3 separate regions of the Homo sapiens genome follow, and regions 2 and 3 are each linked to region 1. The links are chromatin loops, found by intact Hi-C in ENCODE. Cell type or tissue: endothelial cell of umbilical vein. All regions are shown on one strand.

Region 1 (8,000 bases):
GTGTGATTTCATGAAGTAAGTAACTTATATGTGCCTTATATATGAATTTCCATCTTTGTAAAACTAATACCCATCTGATATAGTCAGCAATAATAATACTCACCTCAATTAGTCTTTTAAAAGTTAAAGGAGATGAAACACCCCTTGAAAATGTTTGGCACATAGTAAGTGCTTAATAAATATTAGCTGTTATTATTAATATTAAATAACAAGAGTAAAGTGCCCAAGACTTGATCGAGAAAGTGTGTTCTATAAATGGTTACACCTATTAGTTTGAAAGCTATAACTGTGTATATTTTGACAAATCTTCAACTATTCAAGCTAAATACACAAATACACATATCTCTAATTTTTTAATGTTTTATTAAAGTATAACACATACAGCAATCTGCAGATGTCTTAAGTATAAATTTAATTATATTTAACCTTGTTTTTAGATGATTTTAAAAAGCTAGACACTTTCTCTAATGAGTCTGTCGATTAGAAGAAAGGAGATTAATTTATTGAATTAAAATATAGTTTTATTCAGATGTATTAGTCTGTTCTCACACTGCCATGAAGAAATACCCAAGACTGGGTAATCTACAGAGGAAACAGGTTTAATCGACTCACAGCTCCACGTGGCTGGGGAGGCCTCAGGAAACTTACAATCATGGCAGAAGGGGAAGCAAACACATCCTGCCTCACATGGCAGCAGAAGAGAGAAGTGCAGAGCAAAGAGGGGGAAAAGCCCCTTATAAAACCGCAGAGCAAAGGGGGGGAAAGAGCCCCTTATAAAACCATCAGATCTCAGGATAAAATCTTATAAAACCATCAGATCTCATAAGAACTCACTCACTATCATGAGAACAGTATGGGGGAAACACCCTCTGCCCAATAATCTAATCACCTCCCATGAGGTCCCTCCCGCAACATTTGGGGATTATGGGAACTATCATTCAAGATGAGATTTGGGTGGGGGCACAGCCAAAGCTTATCATTAGATATTAAAAAAAGAAATGCTACATTAAATATACACATTTTTTAGCAAAAAACAGCATGCATTTTATTAATGTAATTACTCCATCTTAACTACACTCCAAAGATTCCTTGGAATCACCAGGACATTGGCAGTTGCTGCAAAGAAGAGGTGGTGACACTGATAAAAGTGCCTGGGAGTTTGACCTCTTTAGCACCCCTGATCTGGGATCTTAATTTTTTTTCCCTTAATTGATTACCTCTTGCAGGAAGTTCAATAGCTTCTTTGAAAGCACTTGACAGACAGATGTTTTGCATAAACATCTGTTTATGAAGCATAAACACCAACATCTCCTGGCTTTGAAAACCCTTTATTCTGAAAGCTTTGGCTGATTTCACCTGTTACAAACAAATGACAATTCCTCTTAGCAACTCTTCCACCTAGCAGTTGACATGTTTATTTTGACAATGATTGTAAAATTCATTCTGATTTCCAAAACATCCAAATGTGAAAAAACAGGATTCTTAGAATTAAGAAGACATTATTTTAATACTTTGCGACATACATTTGACCAAAAGCAACACAGGTTATCTATGTGTAAAAAAACTGGATATTGTAAGGGTGACTGCCTATTTGGCTTTGTAATTTGGGAACTAAACTGCAATAAGGGGCCAGAGATTTGAAGGGGGGAGTCTTAGATATTTTCTCCAATGCAAATACCACCTCAAGATAACTTATCTTTCATGTAATCATCATCCTTTTGAAGTGCCTACTCTGTGCCAGACACTGTGCTATGTACATTTTCTCTTTTAGGCTTCATAAAAAATTGTATTAAAAAACTGGGGCTCAGAGAAATAATTGTTCCAGCTAACTCATCTGTGTGGAAGATCTTGAATTTGAACCCAAGACTGTCAGACTCCAAAGCTTAGACTCTTTCAAGTACAATAACTTTCTCCCGTTGTGTCACGTGAAGTATATTTAGTGTACTCAGAACACAAAGAATGACTCCAAGGATCTGTTAGGGGCCGGAGGAGGAGTAGTGTCACACATACACACACACACAAACACACACACACCAATGCATTAGGCAGTTGCCCTAATAAAAGAGATTCAGTGATGGCTGAAGGTGCTAAACATGTCGCTATGTAACAGCTGTTTAAAGCATAAAAGCTTCACCGGTATAGACCATCGGAGGGAGGGTTGGATTGAATTAGTAGAAAGTATGAATTTTAAACTCATTTACATAATACAGATTTTCCTAATCCCTTATGGATTTCAAAATGGATTTCCATCTATTCTCTCATTTCATGATCATAACAACCTCCCAAACTAGGCAGAGTTGATATTATCAATCCAATTTTAGGTAAGAAAAATAAGGGCTGAAAAAGTTAAGTGCCTTGCCTATGGTCATAGAACTATTTAGTGACAAACACACATCTTGTTACTCTGCAGGGTGACCTAACAAATTCCTTCTGAACTGCCAGATAATTATTGGATAAGAATGATATGTATTCTTATATTAATTATTCATATATAAGGGATTGCCTGAAGTGCTCAAAGATGTATTTCAAACATTCCTCCTGTAATCTCATTTACATCATTCTTCTGCACTACTTAGCAAGACAGAGTTTGCTAAATGGAAGGAAAATTTCTGCCCAGGTCCCCATCAAGTTATTATAAATTCCAAATTAATAGGGTCTAAATAAACAAGAGCTTATTATGGAGCTAAAAGCTGATAATGTTATTTGTTTCTGATATCTTTTTTCATTTGCCTCAGCCTCAATTTAAGCATTTTATCTACTGCATTTTTTTTCCTGTTTCCTCATTAGAGAAACAGGGCAAGAGAGGCATAGAAGGAAAGAATCACTTGTATGTGAATACAATTAATAACCTGAAATTATAGAAGGGGGTGAAGAGGCATCTTTTTGGTAATTTATCATAATGTTTAGTAACAGCAATTTGCAGTAATGAAATAACTAATCTTTCCTTCTCCTGGGTATGTGTTATATTTTTCGGCTTATGCTTTACTTACTTTTTTTTATTACTCCATTTCCTAAATTATTTAAACTTACAAGGCAACCTCTAACTTATTAATGGTAAGGCAGGCTTCGGAAATGAGAATCATGCAAATAATGATTTCATTTTTTACCCGTGTTTTTAAGGGACTGAGATATCTTTGTCATTTACCTGGGATTTACAGGGACCAAAAAGCTGGACATCATTCACCACTGGGAACAGGTAACCCAGCTTGAACTCTAAGGGCCATGAGGACTCACCTCTATAAAATAAGCTTCATATAAATAGCATCTGGGTGGAAATTTGGTTTTCCTTGTGCTGGGTTTCCTTACGCTTTTAAAAGAATCCTAAGGGATTGAGATGAGTAAGAGACAGGCCGGTAGCATGAAAGGCCCAGTGCTCTTAGAGATACTTCTTCCATGATTAAAAAATAATGAATTTTTTGTTTGCCAGGTGCAAGGAATAAACACTCTTGGATTCTCTCTGTTCTGTCGTTTTCCCTCTAATCTACAAACACACCACAAAGGCTCCTCTGTTCCTTCCCTCAATCACATTTCTCATTCAGACGTCCTTCCTGTTTGGGGTTCTGTTTCTTACTTCCATTTGGTTCTTTGCTTTCCTGTATGGGCTTCTAAGTTTGTTTGTTTTCAGGTTTCTTACATTTTTCTATTTTGAATTGTTCCTTTCTGCATCACAACCTCTATGTACTGCTCCTTTTTCATTTCGCTCCCTGTCTATTGTGTACCTGGTATTATTCATCATCTTTGCTTCTATTTACTTCCCTCCTCCTAGCTCTTATTTCTTTATCTCTGGCCCCTTACTTCCTCTCCTTGATTCTCCTGTTCCCATCTCGATGCCCTTTGACCAAACATCCTCTCCCCATCGCTACTTAAAGCAACTGAAGAAACACTCCCAACTAGAATGGAGTAGTGAGAATAGACTGGAAAGAATAGAAAGGTGGCAGAGTGAACCTGGGAAGGGTGTGCTAGTTGCATTAACTACTTCCCCATCCTCTGCTGGCCTCCTCCTCTGTCTGCATGCGTGCGTCCTTGCAAGGGAAAGACGCAGCACAAAGGAAAGGATCAGGAGGAAATGAAGGTGAGGGCTCAGGGCACAGGGACTGCCAAGCTGTTCTTTAAATACTACCCACTCAGCGTTCGTCTTGGGAACTCTACAGAACAAGGTTGTATTTCAAGCACAGAGCAACTCAAATCAGCTTCCCCGGAACTGGGATCCAGATGCTCTTGAAACAAAACTGCAGGGCAGTATAGTCAGAACGTTTCCACTTGACCCTAGATTGCTCTAAAACTACTCGTGGAAGAGTGCTAACACCGGCCTCCAGAACAAACATCTTACTTCTCATGGTTGCCTATGACCCAGCCTCACCCTTGGCATTTTTTAATTTTAAAAATATTTCCATATATGTTTATAAATAAATCACATGTTTTAGAACCACCTTGCTGTCACTCTGTACTGCACAGGAAAAATCCGTGACAGTTCACAATGTGGAAATTTTGCTTCTCTCTCACCCTTCAGAAAAAAAAAAAAAAAAAGCATAATAAGTATTTAAAAGCCAGATGAACAAGGAGCTCTCAGAATAACAATTTTACCAGCCCAGTCATAGTAAGACCAAATGTACAAACAACTTGACCTTTCCTCCTTTCCCTCCCGTGCCTGGGCGGCTTCTGAAGCACCATGCAGTCCCTGTTTGAGGACAGTGGGACCCAGGAGCGGCTCCTCTCACCTGGAGTGCTGCTGAGGAAGGATGATGACATCGCTGACTCCGTTTTTTCCTTTTTCAGGCAGGTGTCCGTTTGTTCATTTTGAAACTGAGTCCCAGGGAAAACACCTAGCTGTTCACATTCTTCAAAACAACAACAAACCAGCACTTTTGTAAATGGTTTTAATTTTGACAAAAGAAGGCCTTTTTCTAAGGTGACGTGAACGGGGGAAATTACCTCAAATTTATGACATTATTTTCTAGCATCCTGTGTGATGTCAGTCATCCCTCCCCTCCTACCCCGGCCTACTCTTTAGATGAAAGGGAGCGGAGCTGGGTCTTAGGAGTCGCTGAAGGAAGGACAACAAAGGCTAGGTCCTGAGGCTTGTGTCTGACCCTGCACTGATTGAGGGTGGGTCTGAGTGAGGGCTGCACCTTCCTGCTACGGCAGCTTCCAGGTCTCGCTCTGCCCACTCAGGGCTGCCGTCATGTGGGGACTTCTTGGTCCACGTGGGTCCTCTCTTCAACAATATCTGCTTATTTTTGTTTTTATTTCCTGGCTTCCAACAGATAACAAAAGGATGAGCTAAAAACCGATTCCATATAATAGAATGATACACACACACAGAGTTAGGAGTAAATTATATTCCGACAAATATAAGCAAAAATTATGTGCTGGGGCTCTAGTTTTAGTGCTCATTTTTACTCTCTAAAGAAGTTTTGAAGTATAACAAAAATAAAACACAAGAAAAAAATCCACGGCCAGATGGGGTCCAGGTACTGATATTCCTGAGTTTTTCTGTTTCTGTTGGTTTGAGACGTCACTGGCCTCTGATTCGTACCTTCTAGGGCTGGTGTAGAAGAGTCACTGCCTGGCTGCTGGGCTTAGGACTCTCATCCCCTTTGAGGAGCTGTGTCACTGTCTTTGTCTCTACTGGGTGACAGATAGGGCTTGAGCAGCTGTGCACAGTGTTAGCTCCTGCACAGAGCCAAGCACTGGTCTAGCTTAGGATAGCACCCTCCCTGCTGGCATGGGCAGGGCTCTGGGCCTCTCCCCTCCGCCCTGCCGCTGAAGGAGGGGTTTAACTGGCTTTCTGCACTCTGCAGGAAGGGAACCACCTCCAGGCTGAGGGTTTTCAGTAAAAACCCACCCCTGCAATGGAGAAGCCATGAGCTCCTGTTATGTATGTCGTCACACAAACATCCCGCACTGAAATCAGCTGAGGTTTTACTCTTACTCCACTTTCTGACCATTGTTAAGAACTGTGACTTTAGTAGATGTATTAGTTCCCTAGGACTGCCATAAGAAAGTCTCACAAAATGGGTGCAGACCTATGTGATAAAAATGTATTGTCTCACAGTTCTGGAGACCAGAGGTCCAAAATGAAGATGTTGTCACAGCCACGTTCCCGCCGAAGGTGCTGGGGAGGAGGCCATTAGACCCCCCTAGCTTCCTGCAGCCTCAGGGGCTCCTGGGCTTAGCTGCCTCCCTCAAATCCTCCTTCTTCACATGGCCTTCTTCCTGTTTCTTTGTATCTTCTTCCTTCTGTGTGAGTCTGTCTTTGTATCCAAATTTTCCCTTTTCGTAAGGACACCAGTCTTATTGGAGTAGGGCCCATCCTAATGACCTCACTTGAACTCGGTTAAATGTGCAAAGACCCTGTTTCCAAATAAGACCACATTCTGAGGTATGGGAGTTAGGACTGATGGGAGTTAGGACTGCAATATATCCTTTTTGGGGGAACACAATTCTGCAAATAACCATCATCTACCTTGTCATTTAAATATTTTCTCAACTTAACAAAAAATTATCTTGTTTTGTGAATCAGCACAAGGAATGTTTGGTAACTAGAGTAATAATGAATGAGATTCAAACAAATGGCAAAGAAGAACTGCTTGAGAGGTTAATAGTGGCCTGAGCTTTAGGAACTTCTGCTCAGCCACTTCCCCTGGTGTGTGTCTGCTCAAGCCTCTTCTTCTGGTTTCCCCAGCAAACTGGGAATCTGATTTATACTTTCAACTGAGATTTCAGCACTGGGACACATCTGAGCTGCCTTTAAAAAATTGATTTTATTTTATTTTATTTTTTACTGTAATAGTGGCTCTCACCAGTAACAACAACAACAAAAAAAACCCAACAACTTTTCATTATCTATGAAGGAGGGGAGATGCTGGAGCATGTATTAATATGTCAATAGGGATACATTTGTTGCCCAGTAGTATTCACACCTATTATTGTACAGTCATGATGTAAACCTTAAAGTGACATTTAAGGGTTTTTGAGATCTTGATATGAAAAGTAATTGAAAAGAATTTTTAGAATTGGGTTGTCATAGCAGTTTCTTTTTTTTTTTTTTTTTTTTGAGACGGAGTCTCGCTCTGTCGCCCAGGCTGGAGTGCAGTGGCGCGATCTCGGCTCACTGCAAGCTCCGCCTCCCGGGTTCACGCCATTCTCCTGCCTCAGCCTCCCGAGTAGCTGGGACTACAGGCACCTGCCACCACGCCCGGCTAATTTTTTGTATTTTTAGTAGAGACGGGGTTTCACCGTGTTAGCCAGGATGGTCTCGATCTCCTGACCTCGTGATCCGCCCGCCTCGGCCCCCCAAAGTGCTGGGATTACAGGCGTGAGCCACCGCGCCCGGCCAGCAGTTTCTTAATAATGTCGGAGCGTATTAGGGTTAATGAACATCTTGGGTTCTCCTGATTTCCTAGGCAATATTCATAACGAACCCACGATTCAAGCCTTACCCTCCAGGGCTTACGCATTGCTTAATCATCTTTCATTTTCATAGCATACCTTCTGCTCCCACAGATTCTCATAGCAGCCTCTACGGTTAAGAGAAATAGATATGATGAGCAAATGAGAAAAATGAGGAGGCTCAAAGAGTGGAGGGACCTCACAGATGGTCCCTGGGAGTGCCAGGGCCTGTTTCTCCAGCCCAGGGTTCCTTTCATTTCAGCTGGCTGCTGGCTCCTCTTACCAATCCATGGTGCTCTAAAAGGTGCTGATTTCATTTACAGGTTAGGCTAGTTTTCAGTGTCCTGTTTGAACATTCTGTTTTTGATTTTTATTTTCAAGTTTTTCTAGTTGGGTAAGACTCGGGTAGGTAAACTGGATCCTAGGAGAGATTTCTTACCTATCCCACTCTGAACTGTAAAGGCTTCCCTGTAGGTGGGATTTAAAAGGGAAATGAGTGAGAGTAAGCCTGGAAGAGCCAGGTGAGAGATGGAGACCGAGCCTTGTTTTTGCATAGGGCAGACAGGAGTGCTTCATGCAAATGGGAGCATGCACGGGAGGGCTGGGTA
Region 2 (8,000 bases), 80 kb after region 1:
CAATCACTCAACAACTCTCCTGGACATTCCAAACTTTCCCTCATCTTCCTGTCTTCTTCTGATCCCTCTAAACTGTTCTATCCTCTGCCCATTCTCCAGTTCCAAAGTTGTTTCCACATATTCAGGTATCTTTATAGCAAGACCCCAATTCCCTGGTAACAATTTTCTGCATTAGCCCATTCTCACACTGCTATAAAGAACTACCTGAGAATAGGTAATTTCTAAAGAAAAGAGGTTTCATTGACTCACAGTTCCACAGTCTGTACAGGAGACATGGCTAGGGAGGCCTCAGGAAGTCCTCCTGCCAATCATGGCAGAAGGATGAAAGGAAAGCAAGCATATCTTCACATGGTGGCAGGAGAGAGATAGAATGAAGGGGGAAGTGCCACATACTTTTAAACCATTAGATCTTGTGAGAACTCACTATCATGAGAACAGAAAGGGGGAAATCTGTCCCCATGATCCAATCCCCTCCAACCAGTTCTCTCCCCCAACATTGGGAATTACAATTCAACATGATATTTTGGTGGGGACACAGAGCCAAGCCATATCACCATGCAATGGGGGCAGTCTGGCATATGGTATCAGCCTGGGTAGTGTAAGGAGGGCATGCATTGAGGGGTAGAAGGGGAAGTAGCACTTGCTGCCCTTGGCAGAGTTTCAGACCCCAAGGGAGGTGAAGAGGGCACTTGTATTGGAGAGGCAGCAGCGGCAAAAGAAGATGGGTTATATATAGAGACATTAACCAAATAAGGAAGTACGTGAAAGATGATGGGAGAGGGGTTTCTCATTGTCAGGGTAGGGAGTTACAGGTATGGAAAGGATGAAAACTAGAATAGACTTTGTGGTGTTGGACTGGAATTGAGGGTATTGGTATGAACTGTGTATCTGTTAAAGAAATGGACATCACAGTTTATAATCTTCCCAAAAAGAAAACTCCAAGCACAGATGGCTTCAGGGTAAATTCTCCCAAACATTTAATGAATAAATAACAATTTTACTCAAACATTTCCAAAAATAGAGCAGAAAATACAAAGATATTACAGCAAAGGAAACTACAAACCAGTATCCCTTATGAACATAGATGTAAAAATTCTAAACAAAATTTTAGAGTATCAAATACAATATATTAAAGGGATAAAAGGATAGTACGTCATAACCAAGTGGGGTTCATCTGAAAAATGTAGGATTGGTTTAACATTAGAAAATCAATCAATGGAATTCATCATGCTAATACACTAAAAGAGAAAAACATGATTATCTCAACAGATGAAGAAAAGGCATTTGACAAAATCCTGCTAAGATTCTGTTCTTAAAGATTCATCAAGCACAACCTGTGTTGAGAAGGATCATTTGAGAGGGAGGAACATTGATAATTGTCTATTCTTCCAAGATATTCAAAGCTGGGACTCCACAGCCATTATGGTTACATGTTGCTCAAGCATATATTCTAACTTTCACTTACCTCTTACCTAAATGCATTAGATTATCATTTACCTTGTTGTTTCCCAAACTCTGTTGCTTGAAACACCAGCATTCCTTGAAATATAAGGCCCTTTTTGGAACCTCAAGACGTACATTAACATATTAAAGTTCTAAGTCCCGGGAAGAAACCATATCCAAGATCTTTTTATTTCATGTGAATTTTGACCATTGCTGTCTTATCAAGGGAACTTGCTGATAGAAGCATTTTATTTTGACCCATCCATCCATTCTTGCTTATATATTATATAATATGTATAGGAGCTTGTAAAATAATAGCATGGCTAGAGCAGGCTGGGAAAACTTGGTGGAAGGGTAAACGTCCTGGACTCTTGCCTGCTGCCAGTTTACAGTAATCTTCCTTAAACACCACTTTTCTTCCAATGCTCCTCTGCCTGTATAACTTCCTACACACACCAACTCTATACCCCACCATGGAAATTAGTAACTTTTCTTAGATATTTTTCCAATTCTTTGGTTTTAATATCTTTTAAATTCATAAAAGAATCTAAAATGCTTAATTTAGATTAATAAAAACAATATGTTGTCAAGAAAATATTTTAAAGCCACAGAAGAGATCAATGAAAAAGATAACTTTCAGTTGTCCTGGAGAAGCCCTTTAAGGGGTTTCTCTATATATACCCAGAGAAAGCAACGTGGTGAAAATGAAATTTCTACTGGTGTTTGCTAATACAGTGTTTCTTTCTATAAGCATGGAAAACATATTAAAGAGAACTGTGTCCTGTGAGAGGTGAATTTATTAAGAAGCTGGGCATCAAGTCATAAACCTACCACTGGAAAGTAAAATAAAAAGGGAAACCCAGCAGAGCATTTTCCTTTTGTGTGCTCAAGGCATTAGTGAATTATTCTTTGTGCAAAGCACTGCACATCTGGGAAGTGAATAGTTTAAATAAAGTAGTAATATATTTAAGAGCACCTTTTGAAAGTTACAATCCCCAAGGAAGATAAACCATAAGAATCCTTTCATTGCAAAAAAGAATTCATTTGTTATAACAAAGGAGCAAAATGGAGCGTGGTATGTGTAATATGCTGAATGTACAAAAAACAGCATTCTCGCTCAGTCTGATCCTGCATAAGTAATTTTTCAATTAAAGTGCCTTTTCCTCAACACTTGAAATAGTTCTTGGATGAGTTGTAAAGTACTCATGTTAACTGCATTAGGCCAATGGTCATTTAGTGTAAACAGGAACAAGATTTCAGCTAAGCTAGAACAGTGTGACAAACATTATTTTGATTCTTCCTGTGAAGCTTTAGAACAAAGCTTATAAAAGCAGAAAGATATTGAAATCAATTTACAATGATCTGGCCTTAGCTGGCAAAATCAGGCCAAGCCCTAAAATACATATGCTTTGAAGCACAAGTCCATTAGAAAATATACATTTGCATCTTAATATACTATCTATTTTGTCTTCCAGGTTCAAAAGGCAAACAAAAGGCCCAAATTATAATTATTAATGGCCTCAGAAATACATTAATATTATCTATACTAAGAACATGTATAGAGGAATAATGTTGTAAGAAAAATTGTGAAGAACACAGAATATTACATGGATTCATCAAAACTATTATTTTCTATCTTTCAGGATAGAGGCTTTCAAAACAGAAACAGTTTTAAGTTAAAGGAATCCATCTTTTCCCCCTTTTTAGAATAAAGGAAAAATTAAAGTTCTGGACATCTGAAAAGTTATATGCATTTGTACAAATAATTTTACTCCAAAGTATATTTGTCAAGAGAATGCATATTTGGTTGGGATTCAGCATCTTAATAGCATTGCTATGGTCACTGTGAAGTACATTTAAAAAATGAAAGAATCCTTGCCCTCTAAGGACTTTTTATCCTGTTAATTTTAGAATTCTAGAAATAATACCAGATATGGTTTAAAACTAAAATGTATTTTATTTTCTTGGTGAAACATACTTGTAGACATTCATATTAAGCAAATGAAATGGTCATCTTTATATCCAGACAGCACCTACCATTAGAATAACAAAAAGAACAGCTGTTTTCCTCATTAGATTACTGGCTCACTAAATTTTCATTCAGAAAAAGACAGTTTCATTGACTTCTGTCATATTCCTTTTTACTGACTAGGACTATGTCCAACAGAAATGCAAGCCTATATGCACCAAGGGATAGCATAACTATATTCACAGGAACATTATCTGTAATGCAAACTGTAAGCAACCCAGATGTCCAACATAGTAGAATGGATAAATAAGTTGTCGTTTATTTAATGGAATACTACATAGCAATGAAAATGAACAGACTGCATCTACATTCAACATCATAGATAACAAGTGAAAGAAACAAGACAAAAGAATATATAAAGTATGACCTCATTCTGTAAAGTTTCCAGACACACAACACTAAACTCTATGGTTGTATATGGTACATATGGATGCACATCCAAGTGGTAAACTGTAAAGAAAAGCAATAAATGATTACTTTAAAAGTAAGATTAGGCTGGGCACGGTGGCTGATGCCTGTAATACTAGCACTTTGGGAGGCTGTGGCGGGCGGATCACCTAAGGTCAGGAGTTCAAGACTAGCCTGGCCAACATGGCGAAAACCCATCTCTACTAAAAATACAAAAATTAGCACAGCATGGTGGCACATGCCTGTAATCCCAGCTACTCGGGAGGCTGAGGCAGGAGAATCACTTGAACCCAGGAGGCAGAGATTGCAGTGAACCGAGATTGCACCACTCTAGCTTGGGTGACAGAGTCAGACTCTCTCTCAAAAAAAAAAAAAAAAAGAAAAGTAAGATTAGAACTTACTCAGGGAATAGGAATCGAGCTTGGTGAGAGGGTTGTGACTGGAAAGAGATCCATGAGACTTCTGACATGCTAGTTAAATTCTTCTTTTCTTCTCCTCCTTCTCCACCTACTTATTTTTACCATGGGTGGCACTTACAAAGTGTATTAATTCTTACAACCATTTGTAAGCTGTATATGTCATATGTTATCACTTTCTTGTATGTTACACTTCATAGTAAAACACGTTTTTTTAAAAAAAACCCAAGGATTACTACACTAAATAATACACACACACACACACACACACGCACACACACACACACACACACACACACATACACACATTCTAATTGGCTTCAAAGAGAAAAGAAAAAATCCTGATTTTATATTAGACTTCCCTTGTTCTCCTTCTCTTCTGCTGAGCACATATTAAGTGTTCAAATGTACTTACCAACTAAAGAGATAAGAGTTTCAAAGTGCATCAAAATGTACCATTCAGTGTCATGCGTGTTATTTGAGAGCTTCAAAGACTTATGTGGGTTTTTTAGCTGATGGTGGAATTGCATGTACGTATTCCTATTGTCTCTTGTGTCTATGTTGACAACACTAGCTGATATATGACTATGCAGAAATAGTGCTTGAAAAAAATGGGCAACTTCCTGTGCTTACAGCTGTAACACAGAAGCAGCTCAACTTTGATTTTACACCTATGGCCTGCCCCTAAGTTTCCTGCTTCCATCATTACTGTGGATTCTAATCTTAGGAAAAGTCTGCCTCTTTGAAAAAACAAATATACAAACCTGAGCTAACCCAGCCATGTCAACCTATAGTATTATTTATCTGACTTAAGCCTTAATCAACCAATTTTTCTTCATGCTCCTGAATTAGTTGGGTACTAGGTTATTGTGTTACCAAATTAGCTCCCTTTCAACTACCCTGACTGAAACCTGTAACAAATTCTAATTACTGGTGATGGGATATTCTTAGAGCCTCTTTCAGCAAATATCCCAATAAAAATCTTGGTTAACAGACTGACAATATCAAACTCTGACATATTATACAAGAAAGAAACTCAGTTGACCAATTGCCCATCTCTTTACTCCAGAATGGATTTTCTAAAGGAGCACAGAAAATCTATACGGCAATTTTATTCTCCCCTCTGTAATCATTGGTATTCTCTAGCTCCTGGGTAGGTCAAAATCAATTTAACATTTAAAAGTCCCTAAGGCCATGAACAGTGGCTCACGCTTGTAATCCCAGCACTTAGGGAGGCAGAGGTGGGAGAATAGCTCAAGTACAGGAGTTCGAGACCTGCTTGGGCAACGTGGAGAGATTCCATTCTCTGAAAAAAGGGGGGAAAAAAAGATAAAAATACTTGAATCTGGTCTATGTTCTCAGAAAGTTGAATTTTATTTTTCAAAATCGATACCACTTAGTAATGTTCTGATGCAAACAATATTGAAGGCAATACAGCTCACTCTTTATCATCCAAAGGTTTATCCACAGCACAGCTTACTTACTTCAAGCAAACCTTGATCCAAAGATTGGTAAAATAATTAACAATATTCCTTAAGTCACATGTGGTCAACAGTCTGTCTACTTAATCTATCATCCAGAATCAAGGCCTTAAAGGCAAAATAATTATTTGTCTCCCTTTATTCTGGCAAATATAAATATTGAATGAAAATGGGCATCTCTTTTTAGTCTGGTGCTTTATTTCAGCCTGAGTTATACTTTCTCTCGTTTTTTAAATAAGGTAAATAGGAATGACTTCTGCAAGGGGGAAGGATAAAAGACAGAGATATAGAACAAAGATCTGGAACAATCTTATAAAGTTACTTTATTCTACTAAAACAATGTCTAAATTATAGCCTAATACTTGACTCCAAAATACTATGGCTCAAAGGATATTTCTCCAAATATAATTACATACTGTAAGAACGTGATATGACAGAGCAAATATAGGCCATAACTGGTAACCCTATTCTCCAACATCACTGTTATAAGTGGGACATCTCTGAATTAGAGTTTCCCAAACTATCATGCCCATTCAAATACATATTCCAAGCCTCATTTAATACTGAAATTATGTCGGGATTAGTTACTGTTTGGCTGATGCATACCATGTTTACTTTCACTTTTAATGAAATGAAAACTGACATATAGCATATAACATTTCCTGTGGGAACAGAAGCCAATGTGATCTAGGACAAAATGTAAACTTCCTACATTTAAAAAAAGCATTTTAACAAAAGAGGAATGAAAATACCACTTTACATTTGTGAGTAACTGGGATTCAAACTGAAAGCCCGCTGATTCCATGCCACAGCTGTCCTTAGTTTCCTTAATAATGATTTATCCAAAATCTTCATATGATAAAAGTGATTTTAGTAAGTAACTGTAACATCTCAGGCTTTTGTTTATCATGAGACAGACATGTATTCTCACTTTTTTTCTACCCTCTGCCCCCAATAATCACTTATAGAATAAAATCTGAGTTAAAAAAGCCATGCATTTTCCAACCAAACATCTTCCCTGACAAATATTATTTGAAATTAGATTACAGCTATGTGCCTTCTTTTTCCACTCCTCAGTGGCAGTTAGTGGCAGAAAACAGATGATCAAAGCAAGAGTGGGATTATAATTTGCACATATTAGCATAGATTATTTTAATTGAATACAAGTCCAGAAATTACGTATAAATGGTTTCTAAATCAAATATGGTTTACAATTAATGAAGTACTTATATTAGGTTGGTGCAATTACCAAAAACCACAATTACTTTTGCACCAACCTCATAGTAAGAAGCTTACCTGTTAATTCGCTAAAGTCAAGATCACACCTATTCAGATAATCATAACCATCTAGCAGCTTCAGTTGCAATATTTCTTCTATCTCTCCTAAGATACAGAGAGCAAAATCATTATTTTATTGGATTACTTTAGTTTTTTAATTTTTTAAGACAATATGTGATTATTTGTACAATGCTAGAGCTCTGAGTTGTGATAAAGGCTATGGTAAACAATCGGTGTTATATCATGCCTCCCTCAGTTTTTGGACAGCCAGTGGTTGCTTAAATAAATAACTAATGTGCTGTGTATACACAGAAAATAAAAATTTTAATACCTATCTTTGTGTCAAATTGTGTTTCTTTAAAGAAGGCAAATAGACAATTCTCACTCAACACACATAATACCCCTGAGTTAGATATTTTAAAGATGTTCTTGAACTCAAAGAAGGAATTCTAAAACAATCACCCAAGCATGAAAAAAAAATATCATCTTGGCACACCAGAGTTTCCTAAAACTACTGCATAAGAAACTAAAACTGGAAGACAAAAATCTTTGACATAAAACTTTTGTTATCAGGAAAAATATAACAAATAACAATTCACAAAATTTGCAAAAATCTATTTTACACCCACCTGTGGTCCTTAATATATTCATTGTTGCTTTTCAGTGATGGGATTCTCTCTCATTTAGTGGCCCTGCTTAGGCTCAGATGTCCAGAGGTCTCTACGAATCAGGTGGAGGAAGATGATGGAGAAGCTGGATAGGAGAGAACATCATGCCAAGGGCAGGGCTGGGTAGTGAACACGCCACAGCTGTGCCGACTTAGAATCCTCAAGTAACACAGTTGTCTAGGTCAGTGGTTCCTAAGCTTGTCTACAAATAGGAATCATCCTGGGAGTTAAAGCGCTCCTGACGCCTGTGTCCCACCTCGAGAAATAGTGATTTAAT
Region 3 (8,000 bases), 50 kb before region 1:
ATCTGCTTTCTTCAGGAACAGATCCGGGAGGCCACAAAACTAACCACCTACCTCTACTCTTCCTACTCAAGCAGTTGGACCTGGGCTGGTGTGTTACAAAACTCACCATTACGCTAGATCCTTTCCCAGCCTGGCAGGCACACCCACACAGCCACCATCAAGTATTCCCTAGGGTTAGAACAGTCCAGGGCTTTGTGAATTGGTACTCTCTTCATATCTCATATTTCAACATAACTTCCAATGAGAATCATACAGTTAGTTTTGGTTTATAAAAGTCTACTAGATCAACAACAAACAAAAACTTGGCCACTAATTTTAACCTGCAATCAAACAGCAGTTCATTCATTTAAGTTTCATCCCTTTCTTTTCCTAAATCAGTCTCGAATAAAGGGGGGGGGGGATTTTTAATGATAAAAAGTAGAAAACCGAAGAAGCAAAAGGCCCGAGATACCCCACAAATAAAGAAGCAGTTGCAGACCATTAATGATCACTAGGAATGGAATCACAGAAAGAGGTACTCAAGGGAGTTTGAAAGTTTGAAAGACCACATTCAGCCTGAACCCTCAAGAAAGTGTCTAAGAGAAAGTAGGCCAAAACAACAATGAAGTTAGGGTGAAAAAGATGTGAGTTTAGTTTTCAAAATGTCATGTCTGTATTGAGTGTCCTTTTGGTTCGAACAAGAAACAAAGAGAGAAATCAAACAGCTTCACTGACAAGCAGAGCAGTTGGCAAAGAGACCAGGGTAAAATCTTGGGAAACCCTTCAATGTGTAGCCTAAAAACAACACTAAAGAATCGTTGTATTCCTTCAGTAGAGCTCTATTTTCCCAAGTCCTACTTTCTTCATAGCAGACGATTCCCACTTTCAATCTGCTCTTAATTTTGCCCCATGTCATCACTGACACCTGGGTCTCTCTGTGGATTTCTTTCTTTGAATGTTTTTAAAGCTTCTGGGGAGTCTATTTTTATTCATTCATGCCATATATTAAACTATTTTAAGTATGATCTCAATAACATATGCTTATTAAAATATGGATTAAAAATGAATTATTAAAATAATCTACTTTATCCTGCTTATAAGCACAAAGGCTGACTTGATTCCAGAACAAGGCCATGACCAGGTAGTTTTGCCTGTGGCGACTCCTTCCAGCCGTCAAAACAGAAAGCTTCTTACTATAAAACAAAGTGAAAAGGGAGGTCTAGAGTTGTATTCATTCTCTGGGATGCTCTTGAGAGTGTAAACAGATCACCAGGTTTTCCTCAGTTGTTCCCAGTATGTACGGACATGGAAGTTTCTTTAGGGAAATACTTCTGTTACAGTGACCACAGTGAAGCTTTGGATTATCTTGAGCCTACAACACATTTTGTGAACACCATTTATTAATATCAATGTGCTTTGTTTAGGCCACCTAGAGCAATAACCACAAAAAAATTGATAAATTAGATTTAAGCAAAATAAAAAACCTCTCATGAAAAGAGACCATTAAAAAATGAATAGTCAAGACATAGACTGGAAGAAATTATTTACAAAACATAAACTTGACAGAGGACTGATATCCAGGATATGTAAAGGACTCCCACTTATTAATAAAGAGAAAACATTTTTTGAATGGATGGAAGACACTCTACCAAAGAAGATATATAAATGGCAGATAAGCACATGACAACGTGCTCAATATCTTTAGTCATTAGGAAAATGCAAATTAAAACCTGAAGTATCACTACTGCCAGGATGGCTTAAAATATAAAGACTGAATACACTAAATGTCAGCAAAGATGGGGAGCAACTGGGACTCCCATACATTGTTGATATGAACATAAAATGGTACATCAACTTTGGAAAAATAAATAGCATTTTCTTCAGAAACTAAATATATACTAGCTGTGATCCTGCAATTACATAAGTAGGTCTTTTCCTAAGGGAAATGAAAACATATGTTTATCAAAATACTTGTATAAGAGTGTTCATAGCAGCTCTATAAGTAATAGTCAAAAACTGAATACAGCCCAGGTATCCATCAAGAAGAGAACGAATGCACAGGGGCCGGGCACGGTGGCTCACTGCTGTAATCCCAGCACTTTGGGAGGCCAATGCAGGCGGATCACTTGAAGTCAGGAGTTCAAGACCAGCCTGGCCAACCTGGTGAAAACCCTGTCTCTACTAAAAATGCAGAAAATAGCCGAGTGTGGTGGTGAGTGCCCGTAATCCCAGCTACTCAAGAGGCTGAGGCAAGAGAATCGCTTGAACCCGCTTGCAGTGACCTGAGATCACGCCACTGCACTCCACCCTGGGCAACAGAGTGAAGCTCCATCTCAAAGATAGAGAGAGAGAGAGAGAGAGAGAGAGAAAATAAGTGTGCAAACTGTGGTTTAGTCATACAATGGAATACTACTTAGCAGTATAAAAGAATGAGCTACTACTGTTCACACAATAACGTCAACAAATCTCAAAAAGATTATGCTGAGTGAAAGAAGTCTTACACAAAGAATTCATCCTATTTGACCCATTCATATGAAATTATGGAATAGACAAAGCTAATCTGTGGTGAAAAAAATCAAAACAGTGGTTGCCTCTGGGTTTGGGAAAGGGATTAGGAACAGGGATTGACAGGAAAGATAAATGAGGGACCTTCCCAGGTGATGACAATATTTTATATCTCAGTAAGGGTTTGGGCACACAGGGATATATTTGTCAAAACTCCGAAACTGGACACTTAGTGTTTACAGTTTAAAATCTGTAAATTTCATATCAAATGAAAAAAGTAAATATCAAACTGAAGTTTTTAAGTAGAAATTGGTGGATGCCTATAATTTACTTTTAAACACATGAAAAAATAAGATGAATTAATGGAGGAGGGCTGTATAAATATGTGATAAAGCAAGAAGAGTCAAGTATTAATAGCAGAATCTACAACTAGATCATGGGCATATAGGTGTTCACTGTAAAATTCTTTTAATGTGGTGCATATTTGAAAATACTGATAACAAAGTGCTGGGAGGAAATCTATGTGCTCTTCTGACCCATGAACCCTCTTCAGGTGTTTGGTAGATCTGAATGCTCTATTTTTTAATGCTCATACTAGCAGATTATAAAGAGGGAAGATGAAGGCTGGAATTGGAAAAATGTCATATCTGAATTCTTTTTCTTTTCAAATCTGGCCTTTCATACCTTTTTATTTTAGTGGGCAAAAGAAGCCAGGAAATGGTTATTATGAGAGGAAAAGAGAGGGGAGAGATCTGTGACCCTAAAAACAGCAACAATAACAAAATTCCTACTGTGAAATATTGAATATCAAGAGCAGACACACACTCCAGACTTGTAGAATGAAAAAATTAATGAAAACACCAAGACTGCATCCTCAGAACCACGGAGGAATGATAATTACAGACAGTACTTCTGGAGCAGACACATAACCTTGATTCCCAGGATACCCCCTAAAGCACTCTAATAGTATGCTATTTGTGGAAGGTTTTTCCACCTTTAATAACAGAGAAATAATGTTAGAAGGAAAGAAATCCCTTATTTAGCCACTGGGGTGTCATTATTGAGCCCCAGCTGAAGGCCCCCTTAAAAGCATCCATATGGTAAAAGAACATGTTTCCCTACGAAATCAAAACTGAGTACATCTGAGACTTTTGAACATCTTTTTCCTTGGATCTTAAAATGGATTTGTGCATATTTGTAAAAAAATTTTATGATGTGCTATCTTCCAAAGTGAATGGTTATTTATAATTCATAAAAGACCTGAGCACAGGAAAACTTTTCCCTTTTATTAGCCCTGTAAAGTTAGACCAGCTGATCTTTTAGTGCATATTACAGACATCAAATTCTCTGTGTGGTTGAAGTTTCTCTTCAAACTTAATGCAAGAGGCAGTGCTACTGAATCTGTTGTTCAAAAGCTGGTGGGGTCCACATCTCTTTTGATTAAATGTTAAATAAACAAAACATCACTCTCAGAGATGGTCTCTGAAGACACAGAAGGGAAAATACTTGGAATGCTAAACATACTTTTTAAATCTTGCACAGCCTTTTTGTAAAATACAGCAACATATTTTCAAATGGATTTTCTTTTCTGTCTCCAGCATTTAACCAGACTTCAGACACAGTTGCCACATCATTTCCTTTCAGCTGCTGCAGGCTACTTGTGAGTCAGAGTACTGATATCATGAGCAGGAATGACCTGGGTGGAGGAATAGGGGCACTGGGGATTTGGATGCATGACAGGAGCCCCAATGCCAAGGGCTTCCATCCAGCTGCACCTGCACATCCTCTGCCAGTCATCCCCCACCAGCAGTCCCCCGCCAGTCATGATATCACAGAAAGTTATTTCCTTCAAGGAATCCAACTTTCTTAGCTCACCCTGCCAGGGTCACATGCACCCTATTTACTGGTGTGTCACATACCCACATAAGAGAGTTGCACAGAATTTTTAGAAATCTAAGTTAAATCTGAAAATAGCATATTTTTGCTTCCTTTGAAGTATCCTGCCTTCAAATAATCCAGATGAGCCTTGTAAGCTCCCTCATAAAAGTATACGGAGATAGAAATTTTTTCTGTATCCTGACTGTTTTTTTTTTTTTTTTTTTGAGACAGAGTCTTGCTCTGTCGCCCAGACTGGAGTGCAGTAGCACAATCTCAGCTCACTGAAACCTCCACCTCCTGGATTCAAGCAATCCTCCCGCCTCAGCTGCCCCAGTAGTTGGGAGTACAGGCGTGCACCACCACGCCCTGCTAATTTTTGTACTTTTAGTAGAGTTGGGGTTTCGCCATGTTGACCAGGCTGGTCTTGAACTCCTGACCTCCAGTAATCCATCTGCCTCGGCATCCCAAAGTCCTGGGATTGTAGACGTGAGCCACCGCGCCCAACCAAATATGGATTCTTAACTGCCAAAAAGCCAACTCACTTATGGAACAGGATCCTTGGCCAGAAAGAATTGCCTCATTCTCTATTCTATAACCTACTACTGCCCTGGCTACTGACAACAATCAGTGACTTTCTTTTCCTTTTCTTTTCTTACTTTCTTTCTTTTTTTTTCTTTTTCTTTTTTTTTTGTTTTTGAGATGGAGTCTCACTTTATCGCCCAGGCTGGAGTGCAGTGGCACGATCTTGGTGCTGCAACCTCCCGGGTTCAAGCAATTGTCCTGCCTCAGCCTCCCAAGTAGCTGGGACTACAGGTGTGTGCCACCATGCCCAGCTAATTTTTTCATTTTATTTTTTGTAAAGACGGGGTTTCACCATGTTGGCCAGGCTGGTCTCCAACTCCTAACCTCAAGTAATCTGCCCACCTCGGCCTCCCAAAATGCTGGGATTACAGTCATGAGCCATCGTGCCTGGTCATCAATGACTTTCAATCAGTTCTAAAGTCCCTGCTGTCCTGAGTGATTATTTCGTCTTATAGATTGTCGGGATGGCTGCTGAAAGAGAATCGTAAAGCCGAAACCAATTCTGAAGTTCCTTGCTTCTGAGAAATGAGAAGTGTCTCGATACTGGGTGGCAAAGGAAAAAAGAGTGAAGACGCAGTTAGGGAGGCTACCATTTGATGGACAAACCCCACCGAGGGCTCTCCTTAAGAAGGAAAGGCTGACTTTTGGATGGTTCTGTCCTCTCCTTTTCTACTTACTAGCTGTTAGGCTTTCAGCTGCAAGAAAACAGTGTAAATGCAAGGACAAGGGATGGAATATTCAAGTGCATTTTGAACGAGTGTTTATACCATCTTGTGCTGCCTGACTCAGAAGATAAGAATGAGGAGATCTCAACCTCTTGACAAGGTGCCAGTGGTACTTGTAGTACCCACGGTGGGAATGGAAAAGGCAATATTTATTCAGAGGGCCCTGACAACATCATCGTTAAGTCATTCGTCCACTCCTAAGTAGCTTGCATTTTACAAGATCCGGTGAGAAAGAGGCTTCATGAGCTGTACTGGGCACTTTTTTCCCTTTCCACCCTTACCTAACATATCTAAGCACTGTTTGGAAAAAAATTGGATGACGAAACTGAATATGCTATATGCTATTATATTTGTTTTAGTTTAATATATCCAGAATTTATTTTCCTGTTGCAAAAATGAAAGCTTTCATCCTTTCTCTTCATCATCAACTACTCAAAATATGATATCATTACATAACACCTACATTAAGTAACTACTATGTGTCACATCCATCCATCTGCACATCCATCCACGAGTATTTCTTGAGTACTTAGCATGTGCCTATGACCCTATGGTGGAGATATGGAGAGGAACAATTTGCAAGCCTTGTCCTCCAGAAGCTTGCAGGCATGCAGATGATGCTGTCTTTTGTGTCTCCTGTGTATACCTTCATTGAACACAGTTAACTTTCTACTGTTGCTACGCCTGGACAGGACAGCAGGGGATGTGGCTTTGCCCCAGACAGTGCCCTTAGGTTCATAAACTGTACCTACTCCATTGTCTATGCTTGCTATCCACCCTGTCCCTGAAGCATGAGACACAGTCAAGAGAAAAATTAATGTTTACTGCAATGGGAGAAAATTTCAGGACATAGCTCAGATAAAATACAGAATAATGTCAGATATTCACTTTGTAATTGTAAGATTGAAACAGCCACTGCCAAGTATAGTGTTCTTGATTTTGTCTCCTTTCTAGGCTACTGACCCCTCCTCCAGAACTAGGCCTTCGGGGTTACAGCTCATCTGGCTTAATTCACCCATTCTGTCCTTCAGTCCAGTCACTTTTCTGTCTCCAGAAGCAAGCCATGAGGTCCTTTCTTTTGGTGACGGGGGGCAGTGGGGACCCTAAGTGTAGGTTCCTCATCCATCATCCAGTGAGCCAGTATCTCCTTTGAAATACTGTTGTGTTTTGGGTGGGGGGCGTGTGAAGAGGGGAACTGAACTGGAAGGAAACCTGGGCTGGAGAGAGGATGCCAAGAAGGCACCCAAGGCTTTCCCTTATGCTGTGTCACCCAAACCTCGGACAAGCACTAGGGTTTGTTTATGGCATTTCATAAATAGGTCTGACAGCTCTCCTGGCTAATACTTCCTGAAAAAGTTTACATCCCCCAGGACAAGGCCAGAGCTTCCCGGCTTGCCTGCAGCAGTTTAGCAAGCCTGGGTTACAGGTATGCAAATACATTACAGATGGGTTAAGATAGGGATCCTCTTGGCCCTGGGGGCTGCCGGCCAGGGCCTGAGGCAATTAGAGCAGCCACCTGCGGAAAGGTAGGGCAGCTCTGCCCCACCATTTTTTTTTTAAATCAATGTTACCTAAAGGGAAATGCCCCACCTTTTATCATCTGAGCTGATAAGAGCTCTGGAGAGATGACTGAAGATAGCTCCCTCTGTTTGCCTAGGGGCAAGAAATTCTAGTCAGCCATCAGTCCCATTGCTGGCCCTCAGTGCAGAGGCCAGCCCCAGTCCAGGAGTTTCATCCTTAGTCTCAAGCCCCTCTCCCCAATCCTTCATTCCTTCTTGCTCTGCACCACAGCTGAGCATTTCTGGCTGCTCTTCTGCCCTGTGTTTATGACCTTCGCTTTGGGTACCACTAGCCCCAGGTTGGCCCAGAGTCTTCATCCTCGGTCCCCTCAGCCTAGCAGGTCCAATAGAAATATAATGCCAGTTATGTAATTTTAAGTTTCCTATTAGCCATATTTTAAAAGGTTTTAAAACAGGTAATATTAGAGATTTTTGCATCCCAATTTACTTATTTATTTAAACAGCATTGTCCAGATATAATACACACACCATACGAGTCACCCATTTAAAGTGTGCCGTTTAGTATGTTCACAGAGTTCTTCTTCTTCTTCTTCTTCTTCTTCTTCTTCTTCTTCTTCTTCTTCTTCTTCTTCTTCTTCTTATTATTATTATTATTATTATTATATCGAGACAGAGTCTCACTCTGTCACCCAGGCTGGGGTGCAGTGGCGTGATCTCGGCTCACTGCAACCTCCACCTCCTGGGTTCAAGTGATTCTCCTGCCTCAGCCTCCCGAGTAGCTGGGACTACAGGCACGTCCCACCACGACTGG

Evidence for each region. Peaks named below come from ENCODE experiments on the same cell type or tissue, not always from the same donor. Only the 100,000 strongest peaks of a DNase experiment are listed, where the experiment ranks them.
Region 2: it touches region 1 in a loop (2.4-fold over the local background); 2 of 110 quality-filtered maps call a loop at or near these places.
Region 3: it touches region 1 in a loop (5-fold over the local background); 7 of 110 quality-filtered maps call a loop at or near these places.

Annotation. Positions count from the first base shown.
Region 1 is chr5:61,259,973-61,267,972 of GRCh38, reverse strand. LINC02057 (long intergenic non-protein coding RNA 2057) reads left to right here and starts at 3,044. Exons shown (of 3, transcript NR_146624.1): 1 at 3,044-3,196. In endothelial cell of umbilical vein, no CTCF peak of the experiment used is centred here; a DNase peak (open chromatin) is centred at 3,892; H3K27ac peaks cover 1,377 bases.
Region 2 is chr5:61,179,512-61,187,511 of GRCh38, reverse strand. SMIM15-AS1 (SMIM15 antisense RNA 1) reads right to left here. Exons shown (of 4, transcript NR_109908.1): 2 at 7,685-7,808; 3 at 7,074-7,160. Among named protein-coding and RNA genes, the nearest start is that of SMIM15, 21 kb to the right of the region's middle. In endothelial cell of umbilical vein, no CTCF peak of the experiment used is centred here; a DNase peak (open chromatin) is centred at 4,881.
Region 3 is chr5:61,310,400-61,318,399 of GRCh38, reverse strand. No RefSeq gene overlaps it. Among named protein-coding and RNA genes, the nearest start is that of ZSWIM6, 18 kb to the left of the region's middle. In endothelial cell of umbilical vein, no CTCF peak of the experiment used is centred here; DNase peaks (open chromatin) are centred at 3,539, 4,219 and 5,769; H3K27ac peaks cover 4,518 bases.